Linked DNA regions of Homo sapiens: region 2 is linked to region 1. Evidence: chromatin contacts called from ENCODE Hi-C data. All regions are on one chromosome and are shown on one strand. The core of a region is the stretch at or near the end of the contact, and the rest is flanking DNA. Distances in the headings are between cores, read along the strand shown.

Region 1 (3,341 bases), core at 353-2,852:
CACGTCTTAAAGGGCCGGAGCAGAGCCTAGGCTCTGGCTTCCTTCTCCAACCAAGCTCAGCCCCTCCTTAAAGAGCTGGCACGCCCAAAGCAGCTCCTCCCCCGCAGCTGCTTCCAGGCCTCACTCTGTGCCTCCAATAGCCTAACTTTGCACCTTAAACCACTGTCCCCTCCTCCTTCTTTTCAGAAGCTTCTCTAGGTACCCGCTATGGCTTCAGGGGGTTACCTGGGAGCTTTGGCCTTGTGAATCCTGTTCTCTCTGGTTGTGACTTTGGCTGTGTGGGGTTAAGTCAAAGACAATCCTTACCGCTTAAGGAGTATTGGGAGTGCCGAGCCAGGGGAGACTAGACTAGACAAATCCATCCATTCTTGCCCCCTTTCACTTCTTCCACCAAGCTCTCTCCTCTCCTTCTTGGCCTTTCTTTGCCCAGCCCTTTAGCAAAGTCATTTTCCCTTGAGTTTCATTTGATTCCACATAGTGTTCTTAACCTTCCGCTCCCGCCCCCACTGCTGAAACCCCAAGTGGGGTGTGTGGGGGGAGCAGGGGGACTGGGAGGGGGATAGAATCTAGACGAAAGAGGTGGGAGTGGGTGGGTATTAGTCCCAGAGTCACTTACCGACCATGTCACTAGCTGAGGACTCCTGAAGTGTCCAGAACTCATGCCGTCCTCCGGGAGGCTCATACTCCTGAGCTGATCGCAAGAGAGCTGTTCCCCTCACACCCGCCCCATTCTGACATAGCGCAGGGCGACGCGTTCTCGTCTTCTCGTTCTTGGGCCCCCACTCCCCTATTTCTCCGGGCTGGAAAATGAGGAGGGGGTCGAAAGGGGAGGGAGTCGATTCAGACCCAGCTGGGCCACTCTCGGAACAAGGGAAACAAAGCTCTCAAGCATCCAACCCAAAAATCAGGGGCCGGCAGAGTAGACTTCCTAAAAAGAATCCTCCCCCCTGCAGCTTTTCCTTGGACAAAAATAAAGTGGGTTCGCTGGGCCGAAGTGGCCAGAGCTTAAGGTCCTCCGTTCCCCTTTTACCTCTACCAATTCAGTTCCGGCCAAGCCCGCTCTCCACCCATCCTCTGAACTCCACACACCCTTTAAAAGGAGAGGGCCGGGGGTGGGGGCTATGAAAACCAACCCAACCCCCAAAGCGCTACTTGAACATAAAGTTGAGGCGGAGAAGAAATCCTTCAAGACAGGAACCCACGAGGAGATACCACAAGAGGATCCCTTCACCGCCGCCGTTGCCGCCGCACACCCCAGCGCCTTCCTAAAAAGAAAGAAGGGAGGAAAAAAATGCCGACGATTGGTAGAATCATAGAGAAGAACACCAGCCCCAGGGCAGGGGCTTCAGCGAAAAATGGCAGCAACTCGTGCGGGTCCTCTGGGGCGGGGTTTCTTGGAGGCACCTAGCTGCCCCACGGGGTACCTCGCGCCCCACGCGAGTCAGAACCTAAAGTGCTCTCTGGGCAACCTGAGTGGGTAGAGTGATTCCGTCTTTCTCTGGCCCTGCTAGGCCCAAAGGAGAGGTGTGACTATCGTGAGGACTCCACCTAGGGTGGAGTTCCTTAAAAAGGACAGGCGGCCGCTAGAGGAGAGTGCAAAGTGGGAGGAGGTGGAGAAGGGTGGGGCTGAGAAGGAGGAGGGAGGAAGGAGGGGGTGGGGCGGGGCCCTGGGCCGACAGAGCTGGCCTCGCCTCCGGCGGCCGCCTCCCTCAGCCTCCAGCAGCGGCAGGTATAATTCCAATCAATTTCACTTCCTTATCTGTCCCAAAATTAAGGCTTGCAAGCACACTGCTTGATTACCTATTTACTCCGGTTATGCTAATTCTCCAGGGGAGGGTGGTGAAACGGGTACTGGGATTGGGGCTGGGGGCTGTCTAAGAGGGAAAGGAGAAAACAAAAAAGCTGACAACTGGAAGCGATATTTATCCTCCTACCTCTCCATGGTAACACGAACAAGGACAGCGAGGTCACAGTGTCTTCTCAGGGAGGAAGCTAAAAGGAACGGAGATTGGAGCTTGGTGCATTTTCTAGCAAGAGATAAGCCAAGGAGGTGAGGGCGAAGGAGTAGGTGGGGAAGAAGAAGGAGTTGAAGATGATCTGTGAATACAGCGTGGCCCAGCAGGGAGACTTAAGAAAGGCTTTCTCAGTCTCCCAGATACCAGACCTCTAAGAATAGAGTTCTCAACCCCCTGAGACCGCCTCTCAGCCAGGCATTGGCGAAGATCCCCGTAAAGCTGAATCCACAGGATAGGAGCCATGTTTCCAGGATTTCTTTACGCTTGCCTGAAAGTCTCTCTCTAGCTCATTTTAATGGGAGGCCAGGAAGTCACAAGCAACCACAGCCCATTTTCAGTGCCTCTTCCCTACCACAATTCTTTTAAAGAGGAGGAAAAAGAAGAGAGACAAGAAACAAAGCAGAGGGAGGAAGAGCAAAGAGACAGGAGAAATAATAATATCTGCCATGTATTCAGCACCTAATATGGGCAAGTCCCTGAGCCAGGTGCTTTTACATTCAACATTTCCCCATTTAGTCCCAATAACAACCCTGGGAACTAGGTACTGTTATATTCTCTGTGCCCTTTATTTAAAAAAATAAGGAAACGGAAGGCCTCAGCCCAGTACTTTCGAACACATAGGTCTACTTACTTAGTTGATATTTCTGCCTGAATGTCTTCTGTGCATCTCATCTACCTTCCTTTCCCCAAAACACTCTGTTCTTCCTCCTGTAGTTCACCAACTACCTGAATGGCACCACCATACATCCAAGGCAGCACCCTGGAACTCATCCTTTAACCTGCTGTGATCTGGCCTTTGTCTGCCTCTCAAGCAGCAGAGATTTTGCTGTTCTCCTGGGCTTTACCTGGATTACAAATCCCTGGGAATTCCAAGCTGTTTCCAATCTCTATGCCTTGGGTTGCTTTACTTTCTCTGACTGAAATAGACTAAGCTCTCTGTCCACCTTTTTTTTTCTTGCATGTCCTTCCAATGAATCTGTCCACTTTCTTGAAAGGACTAACTCAAGGTCATCTCCCCTCCTTACTTAATTTCTTCAGGCAAAACTGACCATTGCTTCCTCTGTGCCCTTCTCTACCTCGGGGCACATATTTGTTGGTATAATTGCCTCCCCCTACTAAACTATAAAGTCCTTGAGCTGAAGCACCAGGCGATCTCATTTCTGTAACTTGGATGCCAAGTTATATTATTATTAACAATAATAATAGTTATTGAGCATTAACTATGTACTAAACTCTGTTGTAAGCCTCTTATGTATATTAACTCATTGAATCCTTCTGACAATCCTATGGGTAGACATTGCTATCCCCATTTTACAGATGTGGAAA
Region 2 (3,341 bases), core at 285-2,784, 1.1 Mb before region 1:
CACAATCTTCTATGTGCCAGGTTCTTGATATGTATTATCTGCTATTGGTGTGGCACAAGGTCACAGAGCCATGAACAGACAGTCCAAAATTTGAAATATATCATCTTTCTACTATTAGGTTGGTGCAAAAGTAATTGTGATTTTTGCCATTAAAAGTAATGTCAAAATCTCAATTACAAAATCACAATTACTTTTGCACCAACCGAATACATCCCATTGCCTCCCTAACTGGTAGAAAAGCATGCATGAGTGGGTAGAGGCTGGGGAGGGGGTACGGCAAGAAGACAGGATATGTCTTTGAAAGGTAACCAGGAGTACAATACAAATATTAATAATTCATACATTCAGGAGCACATACTGAGATAGTATTTGCTGCATGCCTATTCTTTGTTAAGTAGTATTGTAGATTCTGGAAATAAAGCAATGACGAAAAACAAATGAAACAGCAGAGAGGTGAAAACAAGCAGAGTATAAATAAACAATACTAGACTGTAGCTCAAGATCTCCAGGTAACCAATCACTTATATGACAGAGATGAATAGTCCTGCCTGCACAATTCTATAGAGAACGAATGAGCTGCTTAATTTTTTTAATTTAGAACTTTCAACAATTTTTGTGCAAATCATTTTACTTCAGTTTCCTTATGCATAAAATATGAATATTGCCTATATAACTGCATCCGTGAAATAGAATATGTTTAAGTACCCAGGCAGAGTATTTCACATATACTATGCAATAAATATATGGTAGACGCAGCTTTTACTATCCTAGACCAAGTACTACTTTTACTTTAAATCAATTTTAAAAAGAATTGGTTGAATGGTAAGCAGCAGGTTGATCTGGGGCCTGTGAGAGACGGAAGAATAGAGAGAGAGAAAGGGAGAGGGAGAGAGAAAGAGAGAGACTGACTTTCCATAGCTGAGAATCAGTTTGAAATTCACACCTGCTTTACCCCACACACAGTAATTATGCACAAATAGGACAAATGGATAGGAAGGACTATGACGGTACCAAAATAGTCCAACCCATGCCCACAGTAAATGTCCTTGGTAAAAATAAACGTACTACAACACCCAGAAGTCTCCCTTCATCCCCAATAAATGCCTCTCCTAAGTCGCCCTAGTAGAGAATGGAAAGGAAACCACAACCACCGCCACCACTAAGCTTCCTGGATCCTGCTAAAAGACCTGTCCCTCCAGCCTCTTCTGAATTGCATTCTCACCTTTCTCTGTCGGATCAGCTTGGCCAGCTGCATCCCCGAAAGCAGAAGCAATGGTTCAGTCACCGGCCGAGGGGTCTTTGAGGCAAACTTTGGACCCCCTAAGACTAAAGCTGCTCGGCCTACTAAGCCTATGAGAAAGCCTAGCGCCCGCAAGAGGAACAACTGAATGCGGGCGGTAAATGAAGGTGCCATCGCAGCCTGGATTCCGCACGGTCCTAGTGCTTGAGGGTTACGTGCACCCTGGGGAAAGGACGAGAAAAGTACTAAGCAAAGAGGGACTTATGAAGCTTTTCGTTTACAAGTCCAGTGTCTACCCACAATTCCACAGGAGCTTGTTTATCATCACCTGCAGGGCTCCTAGCCAGAGATGGGGGCGGAGACTTCCCAGCAGCTGCCTGTGTGCAATGCTACCTGTCGTTAGTGCTGTTGTAACCCAAGACAGAAAATGCGTCATAAGAAAGAACACTGGCCTTGGAATTCCCCAGTTCTGCTACTGTGTAGCCCTGGCCAACCTACACTATATCTCCTAGTCAGTTTACTCATAAGAAAAAAAATGGGAATAACTACTCCTATATCAAAGGGTTACCATAAACACTAGATAATAAGTAAAAACATTTAGCACAATTTATGGTAAATAGTATAAGTGGTAGTTGTTATAGTTTATTTCAGCTGTGCTTGTGAAAAAAGTGTTGTAAGTATACCTTTGTATGCAAATATTCAGTATGCTCAACAAACAACTAAATGGCAAGTATATATATATTTTCCATATGCATATTATTTAATCCTTATAAGATCACTAACAGGTAGTACTGATGAACATCAAATCTCCAGCCCATCTGTCTCCTAAACTGGACACTTGAAATGCCTTTTTTGACATATCCATGTGAATGTCTTCCAGATCGTTCAAACTCAACAAGTCCAAAACTCATCCTTTTGTCCCCCAGACTGCTGCCCCTACAGGTCTACAAATGGAATTTTCATCCACCCAGTCAGCCATGCCAAAAATCTAGAATCACTTCAGATTCTTCCATTTCTCTTATTCTCATGACAGAATCCAGCCCTTCCTTCTCAACTCAGTCTGGCTCAGATCTCACTGAGGTTTACATGAACTTCTACAAATAATCTAGCTGATCACTCTGCCTTTATTTATAGAGTGTTCTTTCTAATATGTAAATCTGACAATATTACACCCCTGCCAATAACTCCGCAATAATTCTCCATTTTCCACAGATTCAAGACCCATCTACTTTGTCCAGCATTCGACTCTCATGACTGGTGTCTGAAAAACTCTATGCTTCATCCCTAACCCCTTCTATCCCTCACATGCTAAGCTCCTGACAAACAACTATCCGAAAGTTCTCTCTTCCCTCCTTATCTTTGCATCTGCTTTCCCAACCTCTTCATCTAGTTCAGGACAAGTACCACCTCCTCCAGTAAGTCTTCCCTGAACTTACAACTGGGTGTGATGCCACTCTTTTGTAACCCTGCACTCCACAGATTAACAAAATCATAGCACTTACAACCCTCTGTTATGTGTTAGGTTTTTGTGTCTATGCCCCATCTAGATATAAACTCCTCGAAGAACAGGGTCATTCTAATTCCTCTTTGTATTGCCAGAGCCTGACATAGGGCTTGATGAGAAGTCAATACAGGTTTGTAGGCTGAAGGTATGTGATTATGAGATAATGAGCGTTGAAGATAGGGATTCGAGCTTGGCATTTAAGGTCTTGGGTAGGTGAAATGACAACGTCATCCAGGTCACTGTCTTTTCACCTGCAGAACTTAGGTTGATACTGAAAGTGTCATCACAGCACTTCTAGCCTAATTCAAGCACCTGGTAGAAAGCAGGTTAATCATGACAGGCACATCTAGCAGATCCAGTAAAGAAAGCTGATAAAGCAGGTTGTCATAATCTAGGCTCCATTACAGTTCTGAGCAAAACCTGTTAGCTGAGTGAAACTTCCTTACCAGAGAAAGGTTTTGTCAAAATGAAAATATTTACTTTGCCCAACTTTTGTTACTTTATTTAAGTTGTAAATGACAAATATGTGAGCCTGAGGTACAAAGAATGCTCACTGATTGGGCTCTGACCAGACAGACCTGAATCCAAATCCTAGAT

Evidence for each region. A loop is a pair of places that touch in the nucleus more often than their neighbours do. Pooled maps may share reads with other maps.
Region 2: a loop to region 1 is called in a pooled map, with 11 times the contacts of the local background. The contact joins the promoter of FAAH2 here to the promoter of KLF8 in region 1. A Hi-C loop is called at or near these places in 6 of 50 pooled maps.

What each region holds. Positions count from the first base shown.
Region 1 is chrX:56,230,617-56,233,957 of GRCh38, reverse strand. It overlaps KLF8 (KLF transcription factor 8), which reads right to left and starts at 1,602. Exons shown (of 6, transcript NM_007250.5): 1 at 617-1,602. The coding sequence starts at 623.
Region 2 is chrX:57,284,899-57,288,239 of GRCh38, reverse strand. It overlaps FAAH2 (fatty acid amide hydrolase 2), which reads right to left and starts at 1,534. Exons shown (of 11, transcript NM_174912.4): 1 at 1,223-1,534. The coding sequence starts at 1,414.